Regions from separate parts of the Mus musculus genome. Here regions 1 and 3 are each linked to region 2. Evidence: chromatin loops called from intact Hi-C (ENCODE). Cell type or tissue: left cerebral cortex. All regions are shown on one strand.

Region 1 (4,000 bases), 140 kb before region 2:
TCAATATAGAAAGAGTTTAAATGGCTAGTCGTGTTGTGTTCACAGTCAGAAGAAGGCAATAAAGATGTGAGTTCTCATAATTGACTCACTTTCTCCACTCTAATACAGCCCAGCATCCCTGCTTAGGGAATGGTGCCACTTACAGTGGGTGGAACTTCCTATCTCAATTAGTGCTGTGGCGATTTAATTGACAATGAGGGGCTGGAGAGATGGCTCAGTGGTTAAGAACATTGACTACTCTTCCAGAGGTCCTGAGTTCAATTCCCAGCAACCACATGGTGGCTCACAGCCATCTGCAATGGGATCTGATGCCCTCTTTAGGTATGTCTGAAGACAGCTACAGTGTATTCATATAAATAAATCTTTAAGGAAAAAAAATGACTTCATGAAATAAAGACTTGCCTTAATTGACAATGAGACTCCCACCATTCGTTCATATATTTGAATGCTTGTCCCTAGTCAGTAGAACTGTTTTGGGATGGATTAGTGCGATGTCCTTTTTGGAGTAAGTATGTCACTAGAGGGTTGGGCTTGGAGGTTTCAAAAATCCACACCAGACTTAGGCATTTCTCAGTCTCTTCCTCCAACTTACAGATAAGATATAGTCTCTCAGCTACTACTCTAGCAACATATCTGCCTGTCTGCTGCCATGTATTATCCCCCTGCAATGATGGTCATGGACTTCTTTGGTACCAACTGTGTGATTAGTTCGGTTTCAGTTGCTGTGACCAAAATATCTGAAGAAACAACTTACAGAAAGAATCGTTTGGTATAGTATTTACTTTTCTCATTGCTGTAAAAGATACCTGACAAGAAGCTAGTTAAAGGAAAGGCTTATGTGGATTAAACTTCCAAGGGCTAGAGTCTATCATGGCAAGGGAAGTATAGGAATAGGAGGGGGTGGCTGCTCACATCATATCCACAGTCAGGGGACACTGCTATGGGCCTTACTTTCACCTTTTTATTCAGTCCTGGACCTCAGCCCATGGAATGGTGGTACCCACATTTACAGGTAGGACTCCCTACCTCAATTAACCTAACCTAAAAATTCCTTAAAGACATGTTCAGGGGTTAGTTTTCACAGTCTCAGAGGTCTCCGTTTATAAAAGACTAATTGCATTACTTTGCTGCTGAGGTAAGGCTGAATAACAAGACAGTAGGTGTGAGTTGGAGACGAGGTTGTTCACCTCATGGTAGACAGGAAGCAGATATTCGACCCTGGGACAAGATAAACACTTTTAAGAATTTGCCTCCAGTGACCTTTCCCTGAAGTTTTTATAATATCCCTAAAAAGTGTCTCAAGCTGGGCACCAAGCCATCAGAGCGTGACCCTTTGAAGAACACTAAATGACCAAGCTGTAACAATGGGCAAAGGCATGGAGGACGAAAAGCATAGGCTTTGTAAAAGATTGATACTCTACTTGGAGTAGTAACCTACAGAGACCATGGTGGCTTAGCTTGTGAAAAGCCTGCTTAGAAGCCGGTTGGACTCAAATGATAACAAGCAGGTTCTGTTTTGTGTTTAGACTCGTTTATAGGTACCACTGACCTATTGAAAAGTTTGATGATCTTAAAACATTGTAATTAAGTGTGAAAAACAGCAATTAGGAGGGATCCTATTTGATGGCGGCTAGCAAACATTATCTCAGTGTGAGAAAGTATTAGGAAAGAGCTAGTACAATGTTTGAAAAGCAACTAATTAAATGACTACATTCTGACCAGAGGGGTCACAGTCGGCGCTAGGTCACGAAAGTTTACAAACTCAGTTTCCTCAGTGTAACCCTGGCCACCAGTCACCCTAGGAGAAATGATAAAGTAGGGAGGAAAATGAAGGGATCGTTATTTTAGTAACAGGCAAATCTGAGTTCATATTGTTTACTGAGCACTGGGCCAGAACTCTTTACAATAACAGTCCGGGGTGTGCCCCTGTGATCCCAGGCTCACTGCAAAGGAGGCTAGATAGAATATAAATTCTTGCAATCAGTCTTTCCCAGGGATCAGTGAGATCATCACTTTTCAGATAACCAGCTCACTGGTGACAGTCTCCTTTCTTTCATACCATCATACATAAACACTGACAAAAGTCCCCCAGTTTGCTTTCCCTACCTTTCATTAGAACTGCTAGTCACGAACAGACTTCTGTCTCCAAGATCACAGTTTCTTTTACATTAGTTACATTTCATGGGGCTTGTTTCCCGGCACTTCTGTCTCTTCAGTAAACTCTCTTCTCTAAATCAGAGTGTAGGATGGGTTATTTCTAGGAAAAGCTCCTCAAATAAACTGATTCCACCCACTGTGCATTCATTCTGGTATCTTGTTCCTGCGTTCTGGAGCACTTTTGGAACCTGAAGCTCACAATCTGTAATTGCTTACTTAAACTCTCTCCATGTGAGGGGACAGCGACTGTGAAACAGAAAGCAAGAGAAAGACTTCGTGGCCGTTATCAATCTCGACTGGAGAAGTAGACTTAACTCGCCCACATTCCTACTCACAAAACACTGCTGAAAGTGAGTAAGCTGTGTGCTTCCCAGCCCCATTAGGAAGGAATGCAGGAGAATAAGCTCTGGGGTGGAGCCAAATTGTTCCATGGAAGTTCTTTAAGGATAGGAAGTACTTTTAATTGTTTTGCACACTCTGAAAATGAAGACCCATCTGAATTACTGAATAAATCAGCACTTTTGTAGCGAATCAAAGGTTGATGGAGGAAAATAGTGAAAATCAATTATGAATGGTGTGCACTTGCTCTCGCCACGTGAGTGAAAGTTTGTGAGAAGGTAAACGGAAACCTGGGTTGAGCTGAATTTTACAGATTTAATAGTCTGCTTTTCATAACGCATATGAAAAATCCCTTTAATAATAAATCTGATTATTTAATTCAACCACTCTGACTACTATGAGCTTGTGCTCTCAGCTAAGAGGCAAAAAATGTATGCATTTCCTCCCCCTCACTCCTCCTGCTTGAGTCCCTGTCTTTTCCACTTTTGTTAAATGGTATGGCAACCGAATAATTGTCCGAGAAAAGATGCTCAAGTACCCAAGAACTATAAAGACTGTTGTTCTGTTGAAAAGGGAGCTTTATAAATGTTCTTAAGCTAAGGGTCCTCTGGAAAGTTCAAACCATAGATTCATCAGGCTTTGTAAGAGACTGGGTAGCAGGAGACATTGTGATGCCTCCAAGAAACACCAGTGAATCCGTGAGTTCACATACATGCCACTGGAAGTTGGTCCAGGAAAAAAAAATTCTCCCCCAGAATGAACCTCCAGCAAAAATGCAGCTTGTCAAATCTTAACTCCTTAACTTTGATCTTCTGCCCACTAGTGTGTGTGTGTGTGTGTGTGTGTGTGTGTGTGTGTGTGTGTGTTCGTGTGAGAAAGAAAAAGGAAAGAGATAAGACAGAGAGAGAGACAGTCAGAGATGAGATTTTAAACTATGAGATTTGTGGTAATTGGTCACAGCATCATAAGATCCTGATTTAAATGGCAACGCCCTCCTCGTCTAGCATGAACCTTAATTTACATCTTTTCTTTGACCAATAATCCTTTCTTTAGCACTGATTTTGAATTATATACAAATAGAGCAGGAGAGATGGATCAGTGGTTAAGAGTACATATTGCTCTTTCAGTGGACCAGAGTTCAGTTTTCAGTAAGCATATGAGGTGGCTCATAACAGCCTGTAACTTTAGTTCCAGGGGATCTGGCATCCTCTTCTGGATTCTACAGGCACCTGTACACACACACACACACACACACACACACACACACACACACATACACACACACACACAAAATAAAAATAAAGTAAAAGTAAATATACATATCTAGAATCTGAGCACTTTCCCCCTGTTTTGCACTCCTACTGATCCAATCCATGATGCAAACTAAGAGTCTCTCTTTGTAGAGTCTCTGCAATTCCACCATGATCCTTGTTGACTACTCTCCATACATATAAAGACTGACACTTTCAAAACTTGTTACATCAGTGAAAAACACTATAATTCT
Region 2 (4,000 bases):
AAGAAAACGAAGCAGTTAATGCTAGTTATCAGTGCAAGTACTTTACATGAAATGGTGCATAAGCTACTGAGATGCTTGATTGTGATTAGAGTTTCTGATTTTCTACAGTTGGACTTGAATTATGGATCTAGAGAAAAATGTGGACACTGAATTAGCCTGCTTAATTTATTGATGTGGAAAGAGGTAGTGAAGGATTTGTTTGCTTGTTCAAGGTTAGATATGAGGTTGTAGGTTTAGTCCAGAAACTTTAAGCTAGGAAGGATTATTAGGTCTTCCATGAGGGGGAAAAAAACAAAACACATAGATATATAAATATGTAGTATGCGTATGTGTGTGCATGTGTGTGGTTAAGTTACTGCCTCTTTTCCAGATACAGAAAATGACACCAAGAATGCATGAAACAGCATGCAAGAGTGTGCCTTGCATGCACACTTTTATGCCTAATTGTTTCTTTAAAAAATGGCAGCTTGGACTATTTGGAATTATTTTGGTAGAATAAATTTAGGGAGAGAGGCTTAACATTTCAGAAACCATTAGATTAGAATGTACCATCTGAACAATAGTATCCTAGTATAGAACTTTTTGAAATCACAATGTGAACATTAAGACTTTAAAAAAATAGATACATTTAGTATGTTTTCATAAGTATCATGCTATTTTATTTATTGTTTTGGTAGGGAATGTATGGGACAGAGGCTAGTTACCCAACTAGCTTCAGAAGAAGGGAGGAAGATTGTCAGATGTTTTCTTATAAGCAATTTTCTTTACCTATGGAGGAAAAAATGATGGTCTGGATCTAGGAAATCATCCTGAGAATGGGTTTAACATTAAAAGATAAATGTTAGAAGTTTTTTTCACAGTGATTAAAGTGACGATTTGTTTGTCTTTTGTCTACAAACATAATACTGATGTTTCCCCTTCCTTGTCATCCCTATGTGCTACAAAATTTTCTTCAGACTCTCAGTAGAATACTTCAAAAAGCTACTGTTCATTGACTGGAAACCAAAAGTGCTGCCCATTTGGTACTTTGTCTACAAGCAGTGTTCGTTTGTTTTGGTCATAATTTAGTTAAGATATTCCTGTGCTTCAATGAACTCCTCTTTTGAAAATTGAAAATAGCCATGCAATACTTTTTTATTACTTTTATTTTTCTACAGTCATTACCCTCCTCCAGGTCTGCCCTTCCACAGTTCCTCATCCCATTCGTCCTCCCCACTGTCTCCAAGAGGATCCCTGGCCCTGCTCCCCAACCCCCAGGCTTGCATATTCCCATTCATTCTGCTGGCCCCCAGGGCTTTTCTCCTGCTCCCCCCTCCAATACCTGATCATGTTCCCCTTTTTCCCTCCCTTCCCCTCACCCACCCAGGTTCCTCCCTCCCTCTGCCTCCCATGATTGCTTTCTTCTGCCTCCCATGATTGCTTTCTTCTGCCTCCCATGAGTTAAGTGGAGAGGAAAGCACACAAAACACCCATCTAACAAATCAAACAAAGGCAGGTCAGCCAGTCTCTTGGCAATGCTTTAAGAGGGAGTTGCTGCTCACACAACCTGTGGGCCAGATGCATCCCAGAATGAATTTCTTTATTTAAGTGTTTGGAAAAAATATCAAGGATAATAGTTTGTGAGATGTTAAAAATGACAAAAAGTTTAGTTTTTCATCTGCATAAATAAAGTTTTATTGGAATACAAACTCTGTTCATTCATTTAGTGTCTATGGATACTTTCGTACTTCCCAAGCAGAGTAGTTGCTTGTGCAGACCATATGGCCTGCACAGCCTAAAATACATACTGTCTGGACCTTTACAGAACGCTTGCCATCCCTGTTTTAAGATAAGAGTGTGGGCAGTACATGCTTTTAGAATTTTTAGTACAAGAGAAACTTGGTTTGCTCGTGTTTTGAAGAAGTTTCTGAAAAGAAATAACTTAGAAAATGTTGCTGATGTGTCCAGATAAATAGTAGTAGCAGACCTTCTCTAGAATACAGATGCCATAGCTATCATATAGTTTGCACTATGTCATTTCATGACAGCATTTCTGCACATAGACACTACAAACTCATAATTACATCTCTGTTAGTACATTCTGTTAGTACATTGTAGAACAGCTGTTCCCAAGACTTACTTAGGTTCTTAGAGTTAAGAAACTTGTGTTAGTTTGTTGTTGCTAGGACAACATACCAGCCGTCAATGACTTAAAAGATTTATGCTGCTGGATCCCTGTTTTCTTGTCTCAGACACTTGTTGGTTGGTTTCATTGCTGTGGACCTTAGTATAGACGTGAACCTTATGAATGGGACTGTGCAGTCTAGCCACACAGTTCATGGCAGACAAGAAGCAGAGTGAGAGAAGAGCTGGGGAGAAGGGGTTGTGTCCCAAGTGACCTATTTCACTAGGCCCCCAGGGATCTTGTAAAATACCACACTGTAGGGCACTAACATGGGATTAACTCATTGGTTGTATCAGAGACCTCAGTGTCTAGTCACCTCCCAATAATGCCACATCTGGGGACCAAATCTTCAACACATGAGCCTTTTGGGCAGATATTTCCTGGCCATAGCACAACTACTCTGAGAGTTTTTTTTCTTTTAAATGCAGATTGTATGTTTTCCATGTTAGAAATGAGGACATTTTCAAATGGCAGTTTGTTAAATGGCAGGTGTCCATTCTACATTAGTAAAAGAAATCTTTATGAAAAATATTTTCTGAATCAAAAAGAAATGTGATGTTTTTGTAACTTTCATGATCTTTAGGTAGAAAACAATAGGATTCCTTATCTATCTTTTTTTTATTTAGCTACCAATATATGTTACTTTGATTGTTGTATTATTTTGGTCTATCCATACACAATTAACTAGTTAGAAAAGAGAAAATATTTTAATAATTTATTTAGAGACTTACATCTTTTATATGATACCAAAATTCACAAAGTAGCCTCATTTTAAAAAAAAAAAATCAGTTGATCCTTCTCAGCTTGAGTGTTTTTTTACACATGAATGCTTTGTAACATTACATTAATTCTTTTATAAAATAATGATTCTCTGAATTATGTGGATCTTCTGGTTATTGGCTCATTTCATTATTCAGAATTTAAAGGCTACTTTTGTTACTATTACCACTGATACCATTGTCACATGTTATCCTAATGCTAGTAGTTGCAAATCTTTCCTCACAAATCCTGTTTTTACCAACAGATTCCAATTTTACCACTGGCAATGCATATTAATATAAATTGCTTTACTGGAGTTAACAGACTCACTTTTGAGAGCATGTCTGCCAGATTTGAAAGTCTCCATGGCCCTGGTTTGTTTAGTCTACAAAGTTGAAGGTGCTACAGCCAAACTATACAGAGAATTGTGTTTTCTTAGGTTGCATTATGTCACACAAAATATTAAAAAGGAGGTCTAACCATGGAAGGGTTGAAAGGTAATAAAATTAACAATTTTTGCTACTTTTTGTATGTTTAAATGAAACTGACATTTTCAAGAGAAATTTTGTGATATATGTAGGCAATTTAGATTACTGTGGTTATTTTTATGCCTAAAGCATGGCCATTCAAATGCAAAGTTGCAGCATTAGGGAATAGAGCTTTGGACATTGCAAGAGTACCTTAAGTAGCTTCCTGCTTCAGATCCTTGACCTTAGGAGTATATATTTACATTAAGTTTTCTGTTACCTTACAGGTGCTATACTTGGCAGATCAGAAACTCAGGAGTGTCTTTTCTTTAATGCTAATTGGGAAAGAGACAGAACCAACCAGACTGGTGTTGAACCTTGCTATGGTGATAAAGATAAACGGCGACATTGTTTTGCTACCTGGAAGAATATTTCTGGTTCCATTGAAATAGTGAAGCAAGGTTGTTGGCTGGATGATATCAACTGCTATGACAGGTAAGAATGTATTTAATTTTTATGATGGAGTTCAGTGACTTTCCTTCTCTCTGTCCTGCCTTGAAAAGGAAAGAAAGATCAATGCATGGATTTTCAAGTATTTCTTGCTGTTTTG
Region 3 (4,000 bases), 55 kb before region 2:
AGAAATTTGTCAAACATAAGTAATATGGAGGAAAAAGGGCAGCCTTAATAATTTCAGCTATTTCTATCTTCAGTGTGAGCTTTGGAACTGTAGTGGGGATTAATAACACTATCTTTTAAAGCCACTATTTCTGGATTTTTTTTTTTTTAAAGTACATTCTGGGCTCTGGGTGGAGCTCATTTGCTTGCTAAGTATGCATGGGGTTCTAGGTTGGATCCCCAGGACCACATAAATACAACTCAGTAGTGCATGTCAGTAATTGCAGCAATTACAAAGTAGAGGCAGGAGGATCAGAAGTTCAAGGTCATCTTAGGCTCTCTAGGGAGTTCGAAGCTACCTTGAGCTCCACAAGAGCCCATCCCGGTGCCTCCCAGAAGCACATTTAAGAACAGAATGCATAGCTGTTATGACTGGTTGTCACTAATTTCTCCCAGGGGTTTACTTTAACTCTTTGTTAGCAAAGAATGCTCTTATTCAGAATTATTCTTGAAGTTCTTCTTCATTACTTTAGAAAATAATTTTACGTTCACTCATATGTCAGACTAGGAGGTGAGAGGAAACTAATATGCAACTCTTGTTGCTTCACTTGCTCTGTTTTTAGCGATGAAGAAACATCGAGACGATGTAGTGACAAGACAACAGTAGGGCCTGATCCATCCCTGGGAGAAAGGAGGGTAGATGGTTCTAAAGTAAACACACTCTTCCATTTTAAGACTGTTAGTGGCAACTCTTCGTTTCTGTCCAGCCTAAACTGTTTGCAGAACTACATTCGATTTACTGAGGCATCCTGAAGACCAGTTTGGGATTTTGTTGCATAATACCATCAATTCTGAGCAGGGCTTGAGAACTGGAAATCTTGGAGAGAGTTTAAAGAGCCACAATGATTATTAACCCTGACAAGTAGTAGAAATAGGCAGATAATTATAGGATGTACTTAATAGACAGAAATATAGAGCAGTTTATAGGAAGAGAAAAAGAAAACAAATACAAGTGAGTTTGTGGAAAAATGTGGGGATCAGTGTACACTAAAACATTAATTACCCATCCCACAGTTGCTTCCTTTTTTTCTTGAAAATGTCTCCAAACACAGAGGTTACTACTGTATTAAGAAAAAAGGGCAAACTTCTAGGTATTTACCTATCTACTGAGGAAGCATTCCTGTCAAAACCTTCAGAATGCTGGAATAAAGTGGAAAACAAGATCTCCCCCTTTATTATACCAAATTGTGCTAAATGGCAGACGAACTGACTCTAGCAATCATCCTTTGCACGCTATAGCCAACTTCGAATATCCCAAATAGCCGAGCTTCTGGAGGTAGGGCTCACATTTTTACATTCTGTATGTTTCGGTGCTTAACTGAACACCCGATCAACAGTTCAACATGGCTTACGGGGTAAAAACAGGTCTTACAAGAGGCTAAGAATTGATAACACCACCGTCTCTGACGGTCCAATACACTGAAATCTGCGATTTTCACTTCAAGCCTAATACAGACTTTCACGCCAACTAGGAGCAAACCTGTTTGCAACACAATGCTTTGTGTATACAAGGTGTGGTGGATAGGATCCGAACCTCACATCGAGCTATCTGGCGAGGGTGTCCTGACCTGGCGGACAGCCCTTCCTGCCTTTATTTTTTAGCCCAAAGACAAACGTGGGGAGGCCTCGGCGGCGGGGGCGCGGCCGGCTCGCGAGCACCGAGCTCGCTCGGGCAGCAGCGGGTGCGGCTCCCGCCCACTCGGAGCAAGTCGGCGCGGCCTCGGCGTCCCCCAGAGGAAAGGCTGGGCGCCGCAGTCGGCCTTAGCATCGCCCATCCCGCTCGGGCGCCGCGGCTCTCGCGCCCGGGCGGGCACCGCACTGGGCACACCGGGCGTCTCGGGGCCGCGGCGGGCACCCGCAGGGCCCGCCGTCCCGTCTGCTCGGTCTCGGTTCCCGCAGCCTCGCGAGCGCGCTCCGGATCCGGCCCCGCCCCTCCGGCTCGCCCCGCCTCCCGGACAATCTCCTCGCGCTCGCCGCCCGGCACGCGCGCTGCGCCCGGCCGCCGCTCCCGCCGCCGCCGCCACCGCCGCCGCGGAGCGTTTCTCCGCCGCGCCTGGCTTCCAGCTTCAGGACGGAACCGGAAGTGTAGGGGGCGGGGCCGGCGGAGGCCAGGAGACCGAAAACGCGGCCGAGCCGGGAGCCGGGAGCCGGAGCCACAGCCTGGACCAGAACTTGGCCGCCGCCTGCGCCACCGTCTCTCCCGTCGCCGTCTCCCGCGGCCGCCTCGCACCGCCACCGCCGCGAGCTCGGCTACTGTGGTCCGCGGACTTTGGGTGTCCGGGTTGAAGGTCGGTCCGGACGTCGGAGCAGCTCGGCTCCCGGACCGTCCGGGCGGCTGCGGGCGCCGCCGCCGCCGCCTCGTCGCCTCAGCCAGGCGTTTTGTTCGCTGAGACGCGAGAGGCGAGCGGAGCTGACAGTGATTTTGACAGTGATTCCAACCCGCTTTTGTTGTTGTTGGCTTTTCGTTGTTTGGTTTGGTGTGTTGTGCGTGTATGTGGCGGTTTTTCCCCCGTGGTACATTTTTTTAAATTGTTGTGCCTTTTTTTTAAATCCTTTTTTTTTCAACCCTGTGAACGTTTTTTGCTTCCCCCTCCCCCCCGCCTCGGGGCTTCCGAATATGTTTTATGACGGTTGATTTTACACCAGGAGGTTTGTCTCCGAGGAAGACCCAGGGAACTGGATATCTAGCGAGAACTTCCTACGGCTTCTCCGGCGCCTCGGGAAAATGGGAGCTGCTGCAAAGTTGGCGTTCGCCGTCTTTCTTATCTCTTGCTCTTCAGGTAGGTGGAGGAGCCGGCGCGGCGGGGCTGTGGCCGGGTGCCGGGTGCCGTCTGCTGGGCAGTTCTCGGGCCGAGGCTTTTCCCGCGCCTAAACCCGCAGCCCCGATCATCTCGAAATCTCCATGAATTCCACTTGTTTTGGGTTGGTGTGGCGAACTGATAGGTTGAGTGCTGTGTTGTTGTGCAAGTGAGAAAGTCATGGTTTGTGGCCATAACACTCGATGACAGCGCTGGTTGGGTTGCTGTTCAAGCCGCAAATACCACAAGTGAAAATTTATGTAAAGGTTTGAGACCCAGAAGGAGGTATTCCAAAATGTCATTTAGCCTAAGCTGTTCCAAAACAAGGACCGGTTTTGGTCGTCATCTAATTAGTGCTTCACCGGTGAATATCGAGACATAGATCAAGTGAGCTGGTGTTTAATTTTGACTGTGAGAAACAATGCATCCTATCAGCGATTTAATCTAGGTCTCCTCTCACGTCTTCTCCAACTACATTGTCCAGTAGTGTTAAAAATAGTTTTAGTTGCCGGAGTATTAACCCTAACCCAGTGCAGAAGAGGTATGCTGCTGTGTGTTGGTGGTGTGTGCTGGCTTTCACCCACCATTTGGGTGCTCTTTTCAGGCGTAGATTCTGCTTACCTACGGAATACTTATTTTAAACGCTTTGCACCGACACGTTGTTTTCAGTTAAGAACAGGCCATGTGAAATTGTGTTCATGTTAAATATGCTGTTCTTGTGAGATGTATTTCTTTTTCTTTTCTTTTCTTTTAACTCAAGGTTAGGAGAATACTCTGGCCATTTTATATCTGAAAAATTTGATTATGTGAAGATGTTGTATGGTTGCAACCAGTGGTTGGAAAAACTAGGCTTTTGTATTGAAATTCTGGAAATGCATACATACATCTAGCTGAAAGGTGTGCAAATGCACTTAACCGGAGAGTTAGTTGGAGGGATGAAAGAGTTTAAAAGTCACAGTGAATGCATTCATTATAAAAATTCAGTGTATACTTCCTAGGTTGTGGCAAACAGGAGGGGTGGGGGACAAATTGACAGGTTTCATGGTTGTGTCATTCCCTCGTATGTCACAGGGAAATTAGAAGGTGGTAGTCTTTTCTTTGTGTACCTCTCTGTTGTGTGTGTGTCCATCTTCCCTACCCCACCCCCCTTTTAATAGAATCCTT

The links. Hi-C counts contacts between places; a loop is a spot of excess contacts. Peaks named below come from ENCODE experiments on the same cell type or tissue, not always from the same donor. Only the 100,000 strongest peaks of a DNase experiment are listed, where the experiment ranks them.
Region 1: it touches region 2 in a loop (2.1-fold over the local background); 2 of 42 quality-filtered maps call a loop at or near these places.
Region 3: a loop joins it to region 2, with 2.6 times the contacts of the local background. A loop is called at or near these places in 5 of 42 quality-filtered maps.

The regions. Positions count from the first base shown.
Region 1 is chr2:48,728,665-48,732,664 of GRCm38, forward strand. No RefSeq gene overlaps it. Among named protein-coding and RNA genes, the nearest start is that of Gm31324, 63 kb to the right of the region's middle. In left cerebral cortex, no CTCF peak of the experiment used is centred here; DNase peaks (open chromatin) are centred at 2,334 and 3,008; H3K4me3 peaks cover 392 bases.
Region 2 is chr2:48,866,612-48,870,611 of GRCm38, forward strand. It overlaps Acvr2a (activin receptor IIA), which reads left to right. Exons shown (of 11, transcript NM_007396.4): 2 at 3,678-3,885. Among named protein-coding and RNA genes, the nearest start is that of Acvr2a, 55 kb to the left of the region's middle. In left cerebral cortex, no CTCF peak of the experiment used is centred here; DNase peaks (open chromatin) are centred at 1,811 and 2,078.
Region 3 is chr2:48,812,009-48,816,008 of GRCm38, forward strand. It overlaps Acvr2a (activin receptor IIA), which reads left to right and starts at 2,101. Exons shown (of 11, transcript NM_007396.4): 1 at 2,101-2,818. The coding sequence starts at 2,764. In left cerebral cortex, a CTCF peak has its summit at 1,766; DNase peaks (open chromatin) are centred at 1,744, 2,106, 2,919, 3,359 and 1 more place; H3K4me3 peaks cover 3,035 bases; H3K27ac peaks cover 2,891 bases.